2 separate regions of the Homo sapiens genome follow, and region 2 is linked to region 1. The links are chromatin loops, found by intact Hi-C in ENCODE. Cell type or tissue: sigmoid colon. All regions are shown on one strand. Links, peaks and the distances in the headings refer to the core of each region. The heading gives the core; the rest is flanking DNA.

What was found. A loop is a pair of places that touch in the nucleus more often than their neighbours do. Peaks named below come from ENCODE experiments on the same cell type or tissue, not always from the same donor. Only the 100,000 strongest peaks of a DNase experiment are listed, where the experiment ranks them.
Region 2: it touches region 1 in a loop (9-fold over the local background); 81 of 110 quality-filtered maps call a loop at or near these places.

What each region holds. Positions count from the first base shown.
Region 1 is chrX:37,819,289-37,831,100 of GRCh38, forward strand. No RefSeq gene overlaps it. Among named protein-coding and RNA genes, the nearest start is that of DYNLT3, 22 kb to the right of the region's middle. In sigmoid colon, for the core only: a CTCF peak has its summit at 6,149 (motif pointing left); a DNase peak (open chromatin) is centred at 6,143; H3K27ac peaks cover 169 bases.
Region 2 is chrX:37,740,974-37,752,785 of GRCh38, forward strand. No RefSeq gene overlaps it. Among named protein-coding and RNA genes, the nearest start is that of CYBB, 33 kb to the right of the region's middle. RefSeq lists an enhancer at 4,658-4,707. In sigmoid colon, for the core only: a CTCF peak has its summit at 4,551 (motif pointing right); a DNase peak (open chromatin) is centred at 4,588; H3K27ac peaks cover 1,054 bases.

The DNA of each region.
Region 1 (11,812 bases), core at 2,441-10,440:
AGGAAGGGACAAGGCTCAGGAAGATGCCTATCTCCCTGAAGAATTCCAGAGAAATTAGAGGCATGGAAATACCAGATACAAAGAAGGGGAAGAGTGAAACATGGAAATGAAGAGTCAAGTCTGTCATCCAACTGACGGAAGTTTCAGAAAGAGAGTATAGAAATAGCACGTGAGAGAAAAGTGTCAGAAATTATAAGATACTTTATCTGAGCTAAATAATACAAGTCATCATACGGATAGAGTCCACAGAGTAGCCATCACATTGAAAATAATTTCTTATGTCTAGACATATTATTACAAAATTTCAGAACATCGAGGTTCAAGTAAATTTGCAACAGCTTCCAGAAAGGAAATATTAAAGCAAAACAAAACAAATCAAGACACAGCTAACCCATAAAGTAGCAAGAATCAAACTTGTTTCAGCAACACTGGAAACTAGAAGTCTATGGACCAAGCCCTATGGACCAGGGACCACATCTGAGAGAGAAAAAGGATATGCCATCTGTTTATGTACATATGTCCATGGGAAGTTTCATAGAAACTCAGAGTTCTGCTGGAAATGATATTCAACCTAGAAGTCTTTTTTTTTTTTTTTTTTTTTTTTTAGATGGAGTCTCGCCCTTTTGCCCAGGCTGGAGTGCAATGTGCAATCTCGGCTCACTGCAACCTCCACTTCCCAGGTTCAAACGATTCTCCTGCCTCAGCCTCCCGAGTAGCTGGGATTACAGGTGCCCGCCATCATGCCCAGCTAATTTTTGTGTTTTTAGTAGAGACGGGTTTCACCATGTTGGTCAGGCTGGTCTCAAACTCCTGACCTCATGATCTGCCCACCTTGGCCTCCCGGAGTGCTGAGATTACAGGTGTGAGCCACCGTGCCCAGCCTCAACCTAGAATACTATACTTGGCTAGCTTAGCCTAGGCACTCTGCTAAAAAGCAAAGTTCCAGGCAGGGATTAAAATACTTATATTTTGCTTGGGAGGTATAAGCCTAAGGTGGTGAGCATGAGAAACCCAGTAAGTGAGGCATGGGAAGATGTGAAGCATCACCGCACAGCCACCAATTCACAATGAGCCCCAAAGAACCATACTCAGCATGTGTGTGTGCTCAGTACAAGGGTGTACCCTTCCTATCTGTTTTTCATTGGTCAAGATTAACTCCATGATACAATACACACTCTCACCCCCCACCCATATACATTTCTAGGTTACATCATCCAGCCTCAGTGACAGGTCAGGAACTAGACCTTACACTTTGCATTGGGACATTACATCCAAATCGGGAAGAAGAGGGGCAACCCCACACAGATGGGGCTCTGACCATAGAGGGAAAGAAGGTACACTAAAATTAACCTTACCTAAAATTGCATCATTCTTGAGAAGTCATTGAGGTTGTATTTCTGAAAACCAAGGAAGTAATCTAAAATGAATGAAGAAATAAGACCTAAAAAGCAATGGCTTTACCCCAGGAGAGCAAAGAATGTTCTATGATTATGGCTGGACAGTTGGCTCTGAGAACAACTATTTCAGACAGAAGCAGGGGACAATGCTCCAACAAGATCTACAGGAACAGCTTGAGCATATGGTGAAAGCATTTGGTGGGAGTTTTAAAAAAGAATCTATTCAAACATCACTCTAGAAATATTCCCTTTGAGTGGTATAGTCATGATATTAAATTCGTAGAGAAAGAAAAATACTCCTAGCACACCACTCAGGTCAATGTTGAAAAGATGTCTTTCATAATAATGTAAATGTGTATTGATTTTCTAATTTTAAAATTAATTAACAGACAAATTACAGAAGACTTAGACTATTACAAAATAGAATGTAAAGTTATCAACCATGACAATATAAAAGCACAATGGAATGGGTGGAATATTGACCACACCTGAGGGAGAAAAAGGATATGTCATCTGTTTATGTAGATATGACAACAGGAAGTTTCATAGAAATAATTTCACATGCCCAGATGTGTCACAGAAGTAGCTGAAAGACACTGGATCTGATAGGGAAAATGGACAGATTACACTATGTCCAAGGGCCCCACCCAACCCTGTTGACTTATATAAGATTCTGGAACCATTACTCAAATTCCATGGGTGACAGTAAGTCTATAATCCTAAAAAGACTGGGATTAGTTTTCCTGCTACATGATAGAAGGTGCTTAAAAGAGAATTACACTTTGTTAGAGAAAAATAGAGTCATACATCGTGCACACCTCAGTTTGGAGACAGCTTTACAACTACTCTAGATGTGTGCAGTTATTTAATGTAACATTGAAAACATTCTAATTGTTCATCAATAAGAATTTCTAGTACAATGTATGTTCACTGCAGCACCGTTTACAATAGCAAAGACTTGGAACCAACCCAAATGCCCATCAATGACAGACTGGATAAAGAAAATGTGGCACATATGCACCATGGAATACTCTGCAGTCATAAAAAAAAATGAGTTCATGTCCTTTGCAGGGACATGGATGAACCTGGAAGCCATCATTCTCAGCAAACTAACACAGGAACAGAAAACCAAACACCGCATGTTCTCACTCGTAAGTAGGAGTTGAACAATGAGAACACATGGGCACAGGGAAGGGAACATCACACACCGGGGCCTGTCAAGGGGAGGAAGAGCATTAAGACAAATACCTAATGCATGCGGGGCTTAATACCTAGATGACAAGTTGATAGGTGCAGCAAACCACCATAGCACATGTATACCTACGTAACAAACCTGCACTTTCTGCACATGTATCCCAGAATTTAAAGTAAAATTTTAAAAAAAGAAGTTATAGTGTATCCACACACTGGAACACATGTTAAATAGTCATATAGTTAGATCTATATGTGTGACTCTATTCATGTTACAAAACAACACTCTACGTTTATGTGTGTGTGCATGCATGGGGGAATGGGGGCATACATGCACACGCATGTGTTTGGGTGCATATCAAAGGTCTGGAAAGACACACATCAAAGTATTAATATGATAATCTGGGGAAATAAGAGGAATTTGCGTTATGTGAAAGGGAATTTTTATTTTTACTTTATATTATGTATGCTTTGTTGTTTCTGAGGATATTTTAATTCAGATTATGCATGATCTGATTTGTGCACATATATTGTTTATAAGATGTTAGCCTCTTCTAAATTTTGATAAGAAATTCATTTCCAGGCCACTCATGTCATCCCTGTTTCAAAAACCCTTGAAGGCTTCCTGCTGCTTCAAGAAAGAGACTTAACTCCTTAATGTGGCTTAAAAGAGATTTCATGATTTGGCTTGTGTTTACTCCTTTTGCTTTACTTCTTCATTTCTTGATAGTATACCTACTGTCAAGGGGGCAATCTCAAAGCTCTTCCAACCTGTCACAGCATTATGTGCAAAGTCCATAAACTTTAGTTGATACTGAGACGTTTCCATCATTTCTACTGTCAAGCCAGTCAATTCTCAGTTAACAGCAAACAACAGACTACTAGCATTATGTTTTCCATCTTTCCCTCCAAATCTACACATTCAATAGGCACATGATTTTCTTCCCAAGTGACTATAGGCAACATTTATAACAAATGCTTTGCCTCTGCTTAACAGGGATCTTCATCTTTTCAGTCTTCAATATGTTTCCTTAACACCCACCAACCTACCACTCTGTCAAAGTCACTCATTTTAGATTTTGTTATAGTATGCCCTAGCCACTGTATCAATTTCTGTTTTACTTAGTCAGCACCTGGTTCTGCTGAAGTAACAACCCCCAAAATCTCAATGGCTTAAAGCAACTAGAGCTTATTTATTGCTACATTATGTGATCATTGCATGTTGACTGGGGCCAACATTTTTCTTTCTTATGGACCCAAGCTAAGATGGACTCTATCTTCTTGCTTCTACAATGTGCCTGGAACTTTACATACTTCATCTTGTTTAATCTTCACAACAATTATTATCTGTGCTTTCTAGGAGAGAAAACTGAGTCATGGAGATATTAAGCAATTTTCCCAATGTCATGCATCTAAGAAACAAATCAGTTAGGACTTGAATCTGGACAACGTGTTTCCCCCTAAGCTTACCCTATACCTTCGTAAGATATTTATGAAGAGTCATGGTAAATGAATGGAGATAATAAAATTGACTGGGATGGGAAGAAGGGGTAGGGGTTTATCTCAAAAACTGATCTTGGAAGAGAATGATAATTTCAAACTTAAATTTTAATTAGTGACAGTATATAAAAGCAAAATTATGTTATGATGTTAAACAAACAGCTAAAAATTGGGTGAGAATAACATGTCTCTATTTTAGTAATTCCATTTACTCAGCAAAATGCTTATGGCACGATTCTTTAATTTAGTGCAGTACAGCTTGTATGTCTAGGGCCACTGTGAGTCCTGGAGTGCCTGGGATTATCTGCGTAGATTGGACATGAAGGTTTAATGGCCATGAAACAGGCAGTATTGCTTGACGCCCTAGGATTTGTATGGGAGAGCTGAGGTAGACGCTCAACCCCCGGCAGCATTCTAGGTGGAAAAGAACCACTATAAAAGGAAAAAGCTGGGGTCCTCTCACAGACTTTGCTCCGGAAGCTGAACAGAGTGTGGTGGAGAGGAGCTTTTTGAATGCAGCACTGAGTAGTGTGTCCCTTTGTCCCCTGATGCAGGATGAGAGTTCAGGTGTCTGTTAACTAGTTGAGCTCCAGGAAACTGGGAACTGAGAACAGACTATAGAGGACCATCATGTTTTGAGGTCATGTGGAATTGTCTCTAACACTTGAGGACCATTTCCCAATCCAGCAAGTATCTGACATGGCAGAAAAGCACAGCAATGTCAGTGAGTCTGTGAGGCAAGTAACACCTGTAGCGACAGCTACAGCCAGAAGGGATGCCATCCACCTCATTAGTGTAGGACACAGATGATCACTCTCTCCTCCTTGCAAAACTTTCTTCACCTGGCTTTCAGGACCACACACACACTATTCTAGTTTTCTTTTTTACCTCACTGCCTGTCCCCAAGTCTTTCTTGTCCCGGTAAATAGAAACTCCATTTGCTTAGGCCAAATATTTAGCCTACCCCTGACTCTTCTTTCTCATACTTACCACATACAATTCATTATTAAATCCTGTCAACTTTCCCTTCAAGCCATTTCCAGAATATGATCCCTTCTCCCACACTTCTTACTATAGCCACAGTGACCATGTCAATCCTCTGCTCAAAACTGTCAGAGCTGCATCATCTCACAGATATGGTCCTACAAGATCAGATTTCTTGTCACCTATTTGATCTTATTTCCCATCATTCTCTCCATTTCTCACTGAGCTCCAGCTACACTGGCCACCTTGCTGCCCCTCACACATACTGAAACTAGTGCCACCTTAAGATCTTTACATTTGTGCCCCTCCCCAACTTCCTGGAATATGTGGCTTGCTCTCTCACCTCCTTCAGGTCACAGCTGAAATGCCATCTTTATTAGAGAAATATGCTCTGACAGTACCATCTAAAATAGCAGCCCTGCCACCATCCCCTCCTTGAATAACTCCCAATCTCCCTCTCCTATTTCTTATTATTACCTCTCTATAGCACTTATTGCCATCTGAACATATTTGTTTATTGTCTGCCTTTTCACTAGAATGTAAGCTGTAGGACAGAAAAGTTTTATTTGTTTCCTGAGAGCCTGGGCTTGTTTTGGCACACAGTGAATACAAAGTAAATATTTACTGCATGAATTACTGACCTAACCCCATGTTGCGTTTGTAGAAAGAGACCAGCAAAGGAGAATGAGTCTTGGGAAGTTAGGCTAAAAGAGGCCTTGGAAAGGCCACTGAGGAATCCAAATGAGACACAGCTGAGAGACCTTAAAAAAACAGAAGGAATTGGAATTCCAGTGATTTCTCTGAAAAAGAGTTGCTACAAACCAGAGACTGCTGCTGTTTTTCAGGGGCCTAGGAAATGTGGTTCCAGCATGATGAGTTTAAAGTTTGACATATTTTAATCAGCTTAGCAAAGGCATTCGTTTTATAGAAAAAGCTGGATATATGTGACTATATATCTTGGGTAGGGGGTCAAAATGAGCAGAGAGCCATCATTTTGAATCTTAGGGAGAGCACAAACTTCGAGGCTTACATTCACAATACAATCAATGGCATCCTTCTGTCCCCTGGTGGCCACACAGCTAAACTGCATGAAGAGATAAAGTCTTTGAAGATAAAACAAAACAATAATTTCAAGGTAATATCTTTCAAAGCCTGTACCAACCATACATGTGTGTGCAGTGCATGTGTGTGTGTGTGTGTTTTAGCATAAAGATCTCCCAAGGTTTCTTTTTCATGAAACATGTCCGTGCTGCCTTACTCTGAGTTCAGCATTAAAGGGGACCAGTTGAATGGAAGACATTACCCTGACAGCTACCTTTTGCTGTAAAACACACCCCCCAGTCCAGACCACAAACAAGCTCCTTTCATAGCCATCTGCCAGGTGTGTTTGTAGAACTGATATCTGTTGAAGCTTGGAGGTTTGTATAGGCAACCTTAAAGTCTGGGATTCTACAACTTTATGATGATTCTTTCTCATTCTATCCCCTTCCAGTCTATGAGTCTGGGCATCCCAAATTTTCCCACTTCAGGCTTTCACTTGTTGGAAGCATCTACATCATCTTTGGATTCACTTCTATTTGTCCCATTTTAGTTCTGCAAAACCTTACAACAAGTATTCTTGAAGAAAAAATACCAGAATAGATCCTGCACAGATGAAAAGAATTAATTTAGCATTGTATATCTGTTACATGCAAGCTTGTATAGATTTAGGTATGTGTAACAGATATCTAAATGTCTGTTCAATTCTTGGTTTGGAGTTGCTAGTCCATGATATTAAAGGTGAAAAAGGTCCTGTTCATTTTATAGATGAATTAAGTGCAGTGAAATGCTTACTTCAAGATCACATAGCCAATTGGAGGTAGAGCCAGGACTAGAATGCAGGCCTTCTTACACCTTACCAAATGCTGCTGTTGGCAGCAAAGAGACAAAGCTATCAGCATCGACGAAGCTGACCCCAGTGAACAGTGCTCCCTGTGGTTTTAGATAGTTCAACAAACCTCGTTCAGCTCAGCAAACAAGAAACTAAACTTCATGACATCCTTAGTTTTGCTCTGTGCCTGGCTGCCTAGACCTACCAATCATGATTTCCAGGGGATTCCAACTCCATGATATCTCTTACATTCATCAATTTTCTTCCAACTTCCACAGAAATTGCTGTGGTTCAGACGAGTCATCTAGAAGAAACCCTGTTGCAAGTTCTATACAGCACACATGTGCCAACACACACACACAGAGACACACACACACACATGCTTGCATGTACACAAACACACACACACACACACACACACACTACCCATAAGTATATGTAAAGAGAACGGCGGGTATTATATCCCAAGCATGCCAAAAACAGTAGGCCCAGTGTGTATGACTGTTGTGCTTTTTTGGGGGGTAAGCTGTGATTCACAATGAATTCCATTTTAGAATGATAATTTTAAGGGCTGGCACAGGATCTCTTTAGCTATATATGTATACATTGTATATCTGTACATGAGAGAGCCACTTGCTATTTTTAAGAATATTGTTTTCTCGCTTCTTAAAACAAAGTATTATTTTTAAATTACAGAAGAAACACTATTTATTAAGATTTGAAAGGTATACATCCTATAACCCAGTAATCTCACTTCTAAAGTGGATACATGGACCCAAGGAAGTTTGTACAAAGATATTCATAGCAGCATTGTTTTGTAAGAGTGGAACAGTAGAAACTACCTAAATGTTCATCAATAGGAAAATGAATAAACTGTGTCCTATCCATACTGTAGATACAGTATGGCAGCTAAACTCAACAAGGTGAGTCTGTATATACTGACATGAAAAAAAATCCCCAAGGCATACTGTTCCATAAAAAGAGCAGTCTGCAGAATCATATATATTATTTACAATAAAAAATACATTCATTTATTCATGTAAATGTGCAGAAAAGCCTGGAATCTTATACATCAAAATGACAGTATATTTTACCTCATGGGAGTACATGGGAAGGTGGGGGACAAAGAGAAGACAAGATGAAGGGCAAGGGGCATTTTAGGCTTTTGTTATATCATGATGTTTTGGCTGAAAAACAATATCATGTATTGTGTAATTTAAATTAAGTACTAAAAATTAATATGTAATTGTTTAACTATTTCAAATCATATAATACATAAAATAAAAAGTGATATTTCATCTTTACTTTTCCATAATTTATTTATCCCTTCCCCTTTTGGTGGACACTTTAAAGTTGTTTTCATTTTTTAAATTTGTTATTACAAAGAAAATTCTTCTTTGCTTTTTTTCTTTTTCTCACTCATGTTATTATTTCTGTAGTATAGATCTCTAATACTCTGGTCATGGAACATAAGCACTTAAAAATTTGACAGATGCTGCCAAATTGCCCTCTAGAAAGACTACGCTAATGATTCATAGAACATTAGTTCTGTCCATGTAAACTCCCTAGTTTACATTACCAAGCTTGCTACAATAGCAGTTGCACCCAGACGTTCTGATGGGGCCTCAAGTCCAGATGATAGCTGGCTTCATTTCCTTCCCTTTGTCGGTTGACCATTGGTGGAAAAAGTGCAATGTCTGACCAGATGGCCCAATCAATAGAGGGAGCTGGGGTAGAGTGAGAGGGGCTACTAGAAGACTAAATCTGCAGGAGCTATGAAACGCCGACAAATTAATGACCCATGGGCTACATGTGACCCACAGACATGTTTCTTTTGGCCTGTATAATGTTGGGCTACAGAGTGTGTAAAAAAATATGACTCAGTGGTAAGCATTAAAGGAACAGTGCTTAATCCCCAACTTGTGATGTTTTCTTTCAGGTCGTTCTCTATGTACAGATTTATCAATTCATATAAAACCCCTGATATTTCTTTATTTCCTCACTCCTTCCATGAGAGGTAAAATGGCTCCTTTTTCCCTTTTTCTTTGTAGCTGGTTCACCAGCAGAGCACGTTTCTGCCTTCAACTGGGCAATAATTCAAATTCTGGAGTTTAACATTAGAAAGACTAGCTGCCCTGAGATAAGTTCCATTCTGGAACAGAAAGGTAATATTTTTATTTGAAGCTATCTTTATCTTTGTCTCCCAATTGATTCAGAATTAAACTAGGAAAGAGATGTACTATTGATTGGACCTCCTTAAACCCAAACACCATGTTCTAAAATATGGAAATTTTGAAATTGAGAGATTGTGCATCATAATTGATATTTCTGGATTTTTTGAAAAAACTGGAAGATTAACCCTGAGCCCTTGTTTCTAAATTGTGTGCTATCCAACTTATCACAGTCCTTACTATTCCCTATTATCTGATACCTAGAATGAGAGACCACTGACATTGAGCCTCATGTGATAATAAAATTGTAGTAGACAGAGTAATACACCCCCCACCATCACAAAGATGTCCACATTCTAATCCTCAGAACCTGTCAATATGTTCATGGCAAAAGGGATTTTGCAGGTGTGATTAAGTATAGGGACAATATCTGGGGTGGGCCCAATATAATCACGAGGTTCCTAATAAGGGAAATATGAAAACAAGAGGCTCAGAGTCAGAAATGATGGAAGCAGAGGTCAGAAAGGAACGGGATTTGAAGATACTACACTGCTACCTTTGAGGGTGCTAGAAGGAATCACTAGCCAAGGAATTTAAGTAGCCTCTAGAAAGTAGAAAAGGCAAGAAAAAGGATTCTCTCCTAGAAGCTCCAGAAAGGACACATCTCTGCTTATACCTTGATTTTAGATCAGTAAGACCATTTTGAACTTCTGGCTTCCAGAACTGTAAGTGAATAAATTTGTGTTGTTTTAGACCACCAAGTTTAAGTGGCAATCGGAAACCAATACAAAAGTTAAGGAGAAAGTCAAACACTTCTTATACTGGTACACCTATCACGAGAGGGAAAACAAATTAGATCAAGATGGCTATACATTTCAGTAATAATGTGAGAGAGTATTTCTTTGTTTTGTTTTGTTTTTAAGAGACAGTGTGTCACTCTGTCACCCAGGTTGCAGTGCAGTAGTGTCATTCACTCTAACTTCAAACTCCTGACTCAAGAAATCCTACTGCTTCAGCCTACCTAGTAGTTAGGACTACAGGTGCACACCACCACAGCCAGCTAACTTTTAAAATTTTTGTAGAAACCGTGTCTCACTATGTTGCCTAGACTGGTCTTGAGCTCCTGGCCCCAAGTGATCCTCAAGTCTCAGCCTCCCAAAGGGCTGGGATTACAGGCATGAGCTACCACTCCCAGCCTACATTGCTGATAGTTTAGCCAGCATCCAACACTCCCCTTACCTTTCATTAAAAGTACTCTGATTTTTGTTTAAGTATTTAATGCTCTCCCATATCTTTGATATACTTTAGGGAAAACTAATGCTTCTCTGGTCTAAATGTGATTCTATCCTTGCTACAATGAATCATTCAGGAGCCCAAATTTAAGAAAGTCAATGAATAGAATTTCCAGATTAAGAGATTGGCTCAATATTGGGTATGTGGCTTAATTTTGTTTTTTTTTCTTCCTGTATTCTTTCTAGCTAGTGACCTAATTTTTACCAGTGCAAGTCTGTGAAATTGTTTCCTGTTTCTGTATTACAAACAACCTCAAAACGTAATGGATTGGCAGAAGTCAATTGGAAGATTCTTTTGCTCCACATGGTGTAACAGAGTTACTAATGTGCCTGCATTTAGCTAGGAGTTTGGCAGGAGGTAGAAATTCCAAAGGTGGCTTTTTATTCTTTGGAGTCCATCTTCAGATGACTTCTCTTCATTCAGTAGTCTAACCTGAGCTTCTTTACGGTATGGTTAACAGATTCCAAGGAGGAGCATTCCAAGAGACAAGGATGCAAGAACACAAAGAGAAAAATACAATGTGTAAATAAACTTTTGCTTTTTCATCATATGTCTCATTGGCCAAAGCAAGTCATATGTCCAAGTTCAGAGTCAATGAAGAAAGTGACTACACAAGGGCATGAATACCAGGAGAAGAGATTTATTGCAGGCCACTATCCACCACAGGAATGCTTAGCAGAGGTTTAAGGGAAAGAAATTTTCTTATTTTTAACTATTCAAATATATTTTCTTTCTTCCTCTATTCAATATGGTATACGAATGGGAAGCCTGGATCTGCTTTAGCCATTTTTGCACAATGATGAAAATCAGGCTAAGGATAAAGTCAACTAACAGAGTAGGCTAGGCTAAGGATAAAGTCAACAAACAGTGGGACACAAATGAAGCAATCACAGAGAAACAGACCTTAGGCCACAGGATTAAGTCAACCTGAAATATGTTTTATTTCTGGACTTCCAAATAAGTTAATTAAAAGCATTCTAACTATACAGCAAGTGAATTCCATTACTGCATATTTAACATGCAAAAGATGTCTGTTGACAGAGTATAACTTAAAGTGCCATTATGAAACAAATCATAAGAACTATGATAGAAACATGGAAGTGTTTAATAATAAAAATAATAAACTAAAAAAAAAGAACTGAAATGTCAACAGTGTTTGCTTTGGAAAGCAAATTGGTGATGCTATTAGGAAGTACAGTTATTTATAAAGTAAAAAAAAAAAAATTGCTTGTGCAGGAAGCCCTTTTAGATACAGCATATATAGAGTTTGAGGTGGAGTCAGAAGGCCATTTAGAAGCCTCCATCTGGCCAGGCCTGATGACTCACACCTGTAATCCCAGCACTTTGGGGGACTGAGTGGGGCAGATCACTTGAGGTCAGGAGTTAGAGACCAGCCTGGCCAACGT
Region 2 (11,812 bases), core at 1,234-9,233, 80 kb before region 1:
GTTCTACGTATGGAAATAGATTAATGTGATACAGTATATCAACGGAATGGAAGGCAAAAACTGCATGATCATTAAAATTGATGCTGAAAAATCATTTGACAAAACTGAACATCTCTTCATGATAAAAACCCTGAAAAATCTGAGTATAGAAGGAATATACCTCAACATAACAAAAGCCATATATGACAGACCTGTAGTTGGTATCATATTAAATGGAGAAAAACTACAGGCATTTCCTCGAAGATCTATAACACGATAAGGATGCCCACTTTCACCACTGTTCTGTAAATCCTAGCTAGAGCAAACAGACAAGAGAAAGAAATGAAGGGCACCCAAATGGAAAGGGAGAAGTCAAATTATCCTTGTATGTAGATAATATGATTTTATATTTGGAAAAACTTAAAGACTCCACCAAAAAAACTATTAGAACCAATAAACAAATTCTGTAAAGTTGCAGAACACAAAATCAACATACAAAACTCAGTAGTATTTCTATATGCCAACAGTGAACAATCTGAAAAAGAAATAATCTCATTTACAATAGCTACAAATAAAATAAAATACATAGGAATATAGCAAAAAAGTGAATGATCTCTATAAAGAAAATTATAAAACATTGATGCAAGAAATTGAAGAAGATGCAAAAAATGGAAAGACATTCCATGTTTATGGATTGGAAGAATCAATATTGTTAAAATGTCCACACTACCCAAAGAAATCTACACATTTAATGTAATCCCTATCACAATACCAATGACATTCTTCAAATAAATAGAAAAAACAGTCCAAAATTTATATGGAACACAAAAAGACCCAGAATAGCCAAAGCTATCCTAAGGAAAAATAAAACCGGAGGAATCTCATCACCTAACTTTGAATTACACTGCAGAGATATAGTAACCCAAAGGGCACAGTAGTGGCGTAAAAACAGACACATGGATCAGTGGAACAGAATAGAGAATCCAGAAACAAATCCACACACCCACAGTGAACTCATTTTTGACAAAGGTGCCAAGAACATACACAGGAAAAGACAGCCTCTTCAATAAATGGTGCTGGGATGATTCTACATCCATGTGCAGAAGAATGAAACTAGACTCCCATCTCTCACTATGTATAAAAATCAAATCAAAATGGATAAAAGTCTTAAATCTAATACCTCAAACTATGAAGCTACTAAAAGAAAACATTGGGGAAACTCTTCAGGACACTAGAGTGGGCAAAGATTTCTTGAAAAACACCCGACAAGCACAGGCAACCAAAGCAAATATGGACAAATTGGATCTCATCAAGTTAAAAAGCTTCTGCACAGCAAAGGAAACGATCAACAAAGTAAAGAGACAACCCACAAAATGGAAGAAAATATTTACAATCTACCCATCTGACAAGAGATTAGTAACCAGAATATATAAGGAGCTCAAACAACTCTTTAGGAAAAAAATTTTATAATCTGATTTTAAAAAGGGCAAAGGATCTTAATAAACATTTGGCAAAAGATAAGACATACAAATTGCAAGCAGACATATGAAAAGGTGCTCAACATCATTGATCATCAGAGAAATGCAAATTAAAACTACAATGAGATATTATCTCACCCCAGTTAAAATAGCATTTTTTTTTTTTTTTGAGACAGAGTCTCACTCTGTTGCCCAGGCTGGAGTGCAGTGACCCGATCTAGGCTCACTGCAAGCTCCGCCTCCCGGGTTCACGCCATTCTCCTGCCTCAGCCTCCCAAGTAGCTGGGACTACAGGCGCCCGCCACCACTCCCGGCTAATTTTTTGTATTTTTAGTAGAGATGGGGTTTCACCGTGTTAGCCAGGATGGTCTTTATCTCCTGACCTCGTGATCCGCCCGCCTCGGCCTCCCAAAGTGCTGGGATTACAGGCATGAGCCACCATGCCCTGCCTAAAATAGCTTTTAACCAAAAGACAGGCAATAACAAATGCTGGCAAGAATGTGGAGACAAGGGAAGTCTCATATGCAGTTGGTGGGAATGTAAATTGGTACAACCAATATGGAGAACCTAGTTTTCTTTACAGTAGGTTTAAGTGGGCTTAAAATATTCAGTAAATCATGCTCTAAGCAGATGTGCTGTCATCTAGGCTTTGTTGTTTCATTTCTGGAGCACAGGCAGAGTAGATTTGGCATAATTCTTATGGGCCCTAGGAGTTTGGAATGGTAAATGATCATTGCTTTCAGCTTAAAGAAAAGAAAGAAAATGTGGTACATATACGCACTGGAGTACTATCCAGGCATAAAAAGGGATGAGATCCTCTCATTTGCAACAACATGTGTGGAACTGGAGATCATTATGTTAAGTGAAATAAGCCAACCACAGAAAGACAAACTTTGCATGTTCTTCCTTATTTGTGAAAGCTAAAAATTAAAACAACTAAACTCATGGATATGGAGAGTAGAATGATGGTTACCAGAAGATGAGAAGGGTATTGGTTGGAGGCAGAGAGGGTGTGGTCAGGAAGAAGTGGGGATTGTTAAGTGGTACAAAAACATAGTTAGAAAGAATGAGTAAGACCTAGTATTTGCCAGCACCACAAAGTGACTATAGTCAAAAATAATTTAGTTGTACATTTTAAAATAATGAAGAGTGTAATTTGTTTGTAACACAAAGGATAAATGCTTGAGGTGATGAATACCCCATTTACCTGGATGTGATTATTATGCATTGCATGCCTGTATCAGAATATCTTATGTGACCCATGAATGTATACACCTATTATATACTTACAAAAATTAAAAACAAAAAAATGAAATTGCAGCAATTCAGTCACTTCTTTATACTCCACTTCTAATTCTAGCTCTCTTGCTATTTCTACCACATCTGCAGTTGCTTCCTCCATTGAAGTTTTGTATCCTTCAAAGCTATCCCTGAGGGTTAGAATTAACTTATTCCAAATTCCTGTTAATGTTGATATTTCTGACTTTCTCCCATGAATCATGAATGTTCTTAATGTCATCTTAAATGGTAACTTTTTTCAGAAGGTTTTCAATTTCCTTTACCTAAATCCATCAGACTAATCACTGTGTATGGCAGCTACAGCCTTACAAAATGTATTTCTTACATAATAACACTTGAAAGTTTAAACAACTCTTTGATCCATGGGCTGCAGAAAGGATGCTATGTTAGCAGACATGAAAACAACATTCATCACCATGCACATTTCCATCAGAGTTCTTGGTTGACCAGGTGCAATGTCAATGAGCAGTAATATTTTGAAAGGATTTTTTTTCTCTACAGTAGGTTTATGTGGGCTTATTCAGTAAACCATGTTGTACACAGATGTGCTTTCATCTAGAAATGTGCTTCATTTCAAGAGCACAGGCAGAGTACATTTGGCATAATTCATATTGGCCCTAGGAGTTTTGGAATGGTAAATGAGCATTGTCTTCAGTTTAAAGTTACCAGCAGCATTAGCCCCTAGCAAGACAGTCAGTGTCTTTTGAAGTTTCGAAGCCAGGCATTGTCTTCTCCTCTTTGGCTATGAAAGTCCTAGATGCATCTTCTTCCAATACAAGGCTGTTTGTCTACATTGAAAATATGTTGTTTAGTGTAGCCACCTTCTTCAATGATCTTAGCTGAATCTTCTGGGTGACTTTTTGCAGCTTCTCCACCTGCACTTGCTGCTTCACCTTGCATTTTTATGTTATGGAAACAGCTTCTTTCTTTAAACCTCATGAACCAACCTCTGCTAGCTTCCAACTTTGTTTCTGCAGCTTCCTCACCTCTCTTATCCTTCACAGAATTGAAGAGCTAGGGCCTTGCTCTGGATTAGGCTTTGGCTTAAGGGAATGTTGTGGCTGGTTTGATCTTCTATCTCGACTATTAAAACTTTCTCCATATCAGAAATAAAGCTGTTTTCCTTTTTGTCATTTCTATGTTGACTGGAGTGGCACTTTTAATTTCCTTCAAGAACTTTTCCTTTGCATTCAAAACTTGGCTGTTTGGCACAAGAGGTCTGGTTTTTTGCCTCTCTCAGCTTTCAACATGCCTTCTTCACTAAACTTAATCATTTCTAGCTTTTGGTTGAAAGTGTACATGTGTAACTCTTCCTTTCACTTGAAAACTTAGAGGCCACTGTAGGGTTATTAGTTGGCCTAATTTAATATTGCTGTGTCTCAGGGATAGGAAGGGCTGAGGAGTGGGAGACAGATGGGGGAACTGTCAGTTTGTGGAACAGTCAGAACGCACACACGTTTATCCATTAAATTTGCTGTCTTATATGGGTGTGGTTTGTGGAAGAATTCCGATAGTAACATCAAAGATCACTGATCACAGATCATCATAACAAATACAATAATAGTGAAAAAGTTTGAAATTTTTCATTTCTTTAAAACATTTCAGAGAATTACCAAAATGTAGCAGAGACACAAAGTGAGCACATGCTGTTGGAAAAATGGTGCCGATAGACTTGATTGAGATAGAGCTGCCACAAACCTTCAATTTGTAAAAAAAAAAAAAAAAAAATGCAATTATGTTCAAAGCACAACAAAATGATGTATGCATGTATGCCATTTCCAAAGGAATCCCTTGGCAGTCACATTCCCCTTGGCCAGCAGGTGGCAGTGCTTGCTCATCGAGGTACAGAATATTGACCCTGCCTTAGCATCAGGGCCCAGCAGGAGTTTTAGCTTGCTGTTTTACGCTGCATGTGTTCTAATTTTCTCCCTTTTATATTTCTTATTCTGTGACTTGTTGTTTCTTTCCCACCACTTCTGTTCCCCTCCAATGCTAGACCCATCTCTATTATGCACCTAACAGCCTCCTCAAATATGTGCCTTGTAGAATGTGGCCTTTCAGGAATGTAGGTGAGGCTTACGTATCACCCCCTGAAAGTCCCAATGAGAAATAATGCATTTAAAACAAGCCATCTTGAAAAGCCTGAAAAATTATGACTAAATCACAAAATATTAAGTCCTAAAGGGGAAGGGAAGACAGATACTCAGCTGGCCTGCCCATGTTCACCACTCCAAACCCATGACAGGCCGAGATGCTCAGTGTGAGGCTCTGTTACCACACTGGGACTTGCCATGGCTTCAGAGTCCTTCTGAGCACAGCTACTCAAGAAGCTTCTCCTCCTAACAGGCAAGCATGACACACTCTGCCAAACCAGGAAGGGCAAGTTTCTGTAATAGGGTACACTATATGTGCAGTTCCCAGGCATTACATCCTGCATTTAGCTGCATTCCAGGGGCCACTGGCTAAGTCTTTCCACCTTTTTCTCTTCTCCAGTATGATAACAACAATGCATTAATAATAGCAGCTACTATTAATGAGCCCATGCTATATGTGAGGCAATTCATGATTCATATGCATTATCACATGTATTCTTCAAAACAAGATGAAAAGTAGAAGTTACACAAGTGGAGACCACAGACTAGGTTAAAAAATTGGTCAACGGCAAAGTCACACAGACAATAAGGGGAAGAACCAACATTGAGTTGAAACCATCTGACTTTCAAAACCTTACTCTTAACCTCCCACTCTTTTGAGGTACTCCAAGCCACCACATGTTCTCCCTTCAGCTGCTAAAAGTGGAGCAACGCCATCACCCCCATGTCCACCCACACCCACAATTTCCCTTTGCCACCCCCCACTCATAGCTCTGCAGATCAGATTTGGCAGCCGATCTGCTGCTCTGGAAAGGCTGTGGTCCTTTAGTTCAGGGTCCCATCTCCAGCATTATGGGAAAGAGGCCCTATAGTACCCAGGTAGGCAATCAGCCCAGTGGCAAAGGGTAGCTGGGCTTAAGGCGAGGGACCTCACACCGCCAGCAGGGCTGCAGGAGCCTGGTGGACTTGTGGCATGTGGGGAAACCCGAAGGGAGGCTTAGAGGTGGCATGTCCCCTGATTCAGAGCTGGTGTTTGGCGTCTCTGAGTCATCAGTAATTCTCCACACCCTGGGGGAGGGCAACTCCTCAAAGGACCCATAAAGAAATAAATTCTCATCTGAGTGGCTGTTGAGGTGAGGGAAGGGGTCAGGTCTTCTGCAGCCTGGGTGAGGTATATGAACAAACCATTCTTGCAAAAACTGGCCTGGTTTCTCTGTGAGAGCACTGTCGAGAGATGTCACATTCCTGTTGCTTTCATTATGTGGTGCATTCCCAGGTCTGATGAAGAAGAAAGAGAGGGGCAGATTGCCATGATAGTTTTGGTTGACTGCATCACTAATTTCATTGACCTGAAAAATGGGTAGCCATGGAAACTGTGGAAGGCTTGTTCTGGAAGGGCCCTACTAGCCTAGTGTTGCTATATCTTTTGTAACTTATGTTCCAGAAGTCTTCCACCTGTGGGTTACAAACTATTAATGGATCCTCATATAAATTTAGTGAATCTCAACCAAACATTTTTAAAAAGGAAATATACAAGAATCAAATACAAATGAGATATCCTACAGCACTCCTCATGTTGAGTCAAGTAACCTTTGGGAGAATTTTTGTTTCCATTCTACACAGTTATGAGTACACCGAGTCACAATATAAAATGTGTTCTTACTGTGGCTGTGGTCAAAAATGTTTGTAAACTGGCCAGGTGTGGTGGCTCATGCCTGTAATCCCAGCACTTTGGGAGGCCAAGGTGGGTGGATCACTTGAGCTCAGGAGTTCAAGACCAGCCTGGGCAACATGGTGAAACCCCGTCTCTACTAAAAAAAACAAAAAAAAAAGAGCACAAAAATTAGCTGGGCATGGTGGCATGCGCCTGTAGTCCCAGCTACGTGGGAGGCTGAGGCACAAGAATCGCTTGAACCCTGGAGACAGGTTGCAGTGAACCGAAATCACGCCACTGCATTCCAGCCTGTGCAACAGAGTGAGAACCTGCCTCAAAAAAAAAAAAAAAATGTAAACTGCTGCTAACCCAAATCTCAACTTTACCGAAAGGAAAGTTCCCCTTTTTTATTTTTCCAGAATTTATAGCACTAAATGCCCATAGGAGAAAGCAGGAGAGATCTAAAATCAACACCCTAACATCACAATTAAAAGAACCAGAGGGGCTGGGCATGGTGACTCACACCTGTAATCCCAGCACTTTGGGAGGCCAAGGCCGGCAGATCACCTGAGGTCAGGAGTTTGAGACCAGCCTGACCAACATGGAGAAACCCCGTCTGTACTGAAAATACAAAATTAGCCGGGCGTGGTGGCGCATGCCTGTAATCCCAGCTACTCAGGAGACTGAGGCAGAAGAATTGCTTGAACCTGTAGGCGGAGGTTGCGGTGAGCCAAGATCGCGCCATTGCACTCCAGCCTGGGCAATAAGAGCAAAACTCAGTAAAAAAAAAAAAACAAACAAGAAAAGAAAAAAAAGAACTAGAGAAACAAGAGCAAACAAATTCAAAAGCTAGCAGAAGGCAAGAAATAACTAAGATCAGAACAGAACTGAAGGAGATAGAATGAAAAACCCTTCAAAAAAATCAATGAATCCAGGAGCTGGTTTTTTGCAAAGATTAACAAAATAGATAGACCACTAGCCAGACTAATAAAGAAGAAAAGAAAGAAGAATCAAATAGACACAATAAAAAATGATAAAGAAGATATCACCACTGACCCCACAGAAATACAAACTACCATCGGAGAATAGTATAAACACCTCTACACAAATAAGCTAGAAAATCTAGAAGAAATGGATAATTTCCTAGACACATACACCCTCCCAAGACTAAACCAGGAAGAAGTCAAATCCTTGAATAGACCAATAACAAGTTCTGGAATTGAGGCAGTAATTAATAGCCTACCAACCAAAAAAGGCCCAGGACCAGTTGGATTCACAGCCAAATTCTACCAGAGCTACAAAGAGGAGCTGGTACCATTTAATTTTTTGATAGAGAAGTGGTAAATCATGAACTAGGCTGAAATAAATCAAACTTAGACATATGCGAGGAAGGGGACAACGCTCAGGAAGATTCCTACCTACCCTGAAGAATTCCAGAGAAACTAGAGGCATGAAGAAGGGGAAGAGTGAAACATAGGAATGAAAAGAGTCAAGTCTGTCATCCAACGGATGGAAGTTTCAGAAAGAGAGTATAGAAATAGCACATGAGAGAAAAGTGCCAGAAATTATAAGATACTTTATCTGAGCCAAATAATACAAGTCATCATATGGATAGAGTCCACAGAGTAGCCATCACCTTGAAAATAATTTCTTATGTCTAGACATATTGTTACAAAATTTCAGAACATGGAGGTTCAAGTAAATTTGCAACAGCCTCCAGAAGGGAAATATTAAAGCAAAACAAAACAAATCAAAACACAGGTAACCCATAAAGTAGCAAGAATCAAACTTGTTTCAGCAACACTGGAAACTAGAAGACCATGGACCAAGGCCCATGGACCAGGGACCACACCTGAGAGAGAAAAAGCATATGCCGTCTCTTTATGTACATATGACCATGGGAAATTTCATAGAAACTCAAAGTTCTGCCGGAAGTGGTATTCAACCTAGAATTTTTTTTTTTTTTTTTGGAGATGGAGTCTCACCCTATTACCCAGGCTGGAGTGCAATGGTGCGATCTCAGCTCACTGCAACCTCTGCCTCCAGGGTTCGAACAATTCTCCCGCCTCAGCCTCCCTGAGTATTGTGCGTATGAGATTCCTATGTTCAATGAGACTTGCTTAAATTTGCCTTAGGCCTGAGCAACATGTCTCCCAAACAGAAAGAATTTACTCTGCCTATAGTTGGGCAAGCCCTTTGGAAACATAAACATAATGATTTGAGGTAAATGCTGCCCTTCTCCACATGTAAATAATACCCATTGCATTGAAAGAGCTTTGATTTATATTTATTATACATTCTGTCTTCTAGAAACACACTAGTTAAATAACAATAAATTCAAGCAACATGAAAAAAGAAAAGATTTTTTAAATCCCATGAATATATTTCTTTTGTACTATTTTAAGAAAATTCATTCATTCCATTAGAAATAATAATACCAACAATAAAAATACGGTGGTCGGGGAAGGAGTTCCATTTTCAGTTCTGGTAGAGCAGCTTATATCACAACAACCCTCCCACTGCAAACAGCTATAAAAGCTACGTAAAATGCAAAGAACATCAAGAGGCAATAAAAGAAGTCAGGACTTTTGAGGCCCAGGTCCTAAGAGTAATAATATACATTGAGATGGGTGTGGCCTTTTTTGTTTTTCCCTGCTTAGAGTCAGATTTTTATGGATAAATAAACAAACACTGCTGGGGTTTTGATTAGGATTAAAGAATACCATTAATGAACTTGACCTAATTGATGTATGTAGAGCAATGCACTGTATAATTACAATATATAGTCTTCTCAGGTGTACTTAGAAAGTTACCAATGTTAACCATATTATGAACAATGAAACAAGTTTCAGAACATTTTAAAGGAGATTATGGTCTTCGCAGAGAATAGAATTAAATTAACTATCAGTATCAAAATGATAAATGGAAAAATCATTTAATAAATAAAAATTAGAATTGTTCTTTCTGTTATAAAGAAATTGAGGCTGTAATTCAAAACCTACTCTCATAACAAACTCCAAGTGCATTTGGCTTTACCAGCGAATTCGTTCAAATATTTAAGGAACGCATGAAATTACACCAATATTATATATGCTCTTCCCTAAAATAAGTAAGTTTTGCTACAGCTGGTCAGAGTGTAAACTGGTACCATAACTACTTCATAAACTATTTGGCATCCTATACTAAAGTTAAATCAATGTAATCTTATGATCTAGTAGCTTTACCTCTATGTACTCATAAGAAATGTGCATATATATTTACCAAAATGCATTTTCAAGAACATTCATAACAGTATTTTTAATAAATGTCCCAACAGAAGAAACCCAAATGCCATTAATAGAAAAATAATTGCATGTGTATATTCATACAAATGAAATACTATGCTATTATGAAGATAAATTAATCACTGCTTCTCACCACAACATGGATGGATGAATGAAGCCAGCCACAAAATAGTACATGCAGAATGGCTCAATTTAAATAAATTTTACTTTATATAAAAGTCACACATAGCTAATTCATGGTGAAAGAAGCCAATAACAGTGTTCACAGAGGATAATAACTATGGAGAGGCCCATATAACTCAGTTTTCTGGTAACATTTTTTCTTGTATTAACTCTGCAAATTGAATGTTGTATTAATAGTTTCCATCAGTCAAAATAGTGAGGTTCTCTTATTTCTATAAAATACTTTCAGTTTCATCCATGTTGTTTCAATGACAGGATTTCATTCTTTTTATGGCTGAATAGTATTCCATTGTGTATATATACCACATTTTCGTTTTCTATTCATCCATTGATGGAACTTAAGTTAATTCTTATCTTGGCTATTGGCTATTGTGAATAGTGCTACAGTAAACATGGTAGTGCAGCTATCTCTTCAATACTGACTTGCTTTATTTTGGATATATACCCAGTGATGGGATTCCTGGATCATATGGTACTTCTATTTTTTGTTTTTTTGAGGAATCTCCATACTGTTCTCTATAGTGGTTGTACTACTTTACATTCCCACCAACAGTGTACAATCATTCCCCTTTCTCTACATCCTTACCATTATCTACTATTTTTTGTCTTTTTGATTAAAGCCATTTTATCTGGGGTGAGGTGATAGCTCATTGTGGTTTTGATTTGCATTTTTCTAATGATTAGTGATGGTGAGCATTTTTCATATACCTGTTTACCACTTGTATGTCTTCTTTTGAGAAATGTCTATTCAGAACTGTATTAGTCCATTCCAGCATTGCTATAAAGAAATACCTGAGGCTGAGTAATTTATAAAGAAAAGAGATTTAATTGGCTCATGGTTCTGCAGGCTGTACAGGAAGCATGATGCTGACATCTGCTTGACTTCTGGGCATGCCTCAGGAAATTTACAATCATGGCAGAAGGTGAAGGGGGAGCAGACACATCACATGGCCAGAGCAGGAGCAAAAGAGGGACGGGGGAGGTTCCATACATTTTTAAATGCCCAGATCTCGTGAGAACTCACTCACTATCACCAGGACAGTACAAAGGGGATGGTACTAAACCATTCATGAGAAATCCATCCCCATGATCTAATCATCTCCCACCAGACCCCACCTCCAACATTGGAGATTACATTTTGACATGAGATTTGGGCTGGGATAACATCCAAACTCTATCAAGATCTCTTGCCCATTTTAAAATCAGATTATTTGGGCATTTTTCTTGATGTGAATACTTTATTAAATTAATGAATGCAAACCACCTATCACAGAACCTACTAGTAGGTGATGTTCGAGGAATATTGGTTCCTCTTTCCATACCTATGTGGTCATCTTGAAATTGTGTGACCTCCTTCACATAAGAACTGGGCAAGAGAATTTGGATAATTTAGTGCAGTCTACCCAAAAATTCTTAACAGGAACTCCAAGCACGTATCTGCAGGGCAGCAGCAGCAACAGACTAGCCATTCTTTCCAGGGCTTCTTCCATAGCTAAAACTCAAAGAAACATTTATGCCCATGTTTCCAAGGAGGAACATATGGCCAGACATCAGCCATGTGTTCCTCCATGTTCTGAAATATAGAAAAAGATAAACTTCCCACATGATTTTTTTTTTTATTTTGCCTCGTTTTGTCCCTTAGACTTGACAGTTGTACATTTTATCTGTGGTAAAGGGGATGCATTATTTACTTCTTCACTCAGTGAATACTTTTTCAGAGATTTTTCTCTTTCATATGAAGAGCACCCATCCCTTATTATGTGTTAATCAAACTTAATTTATATTCTCTCTCAGCATTTTTTGTGTGTTTCTAATATATATTAAAATGTGACAAGAAGGTGT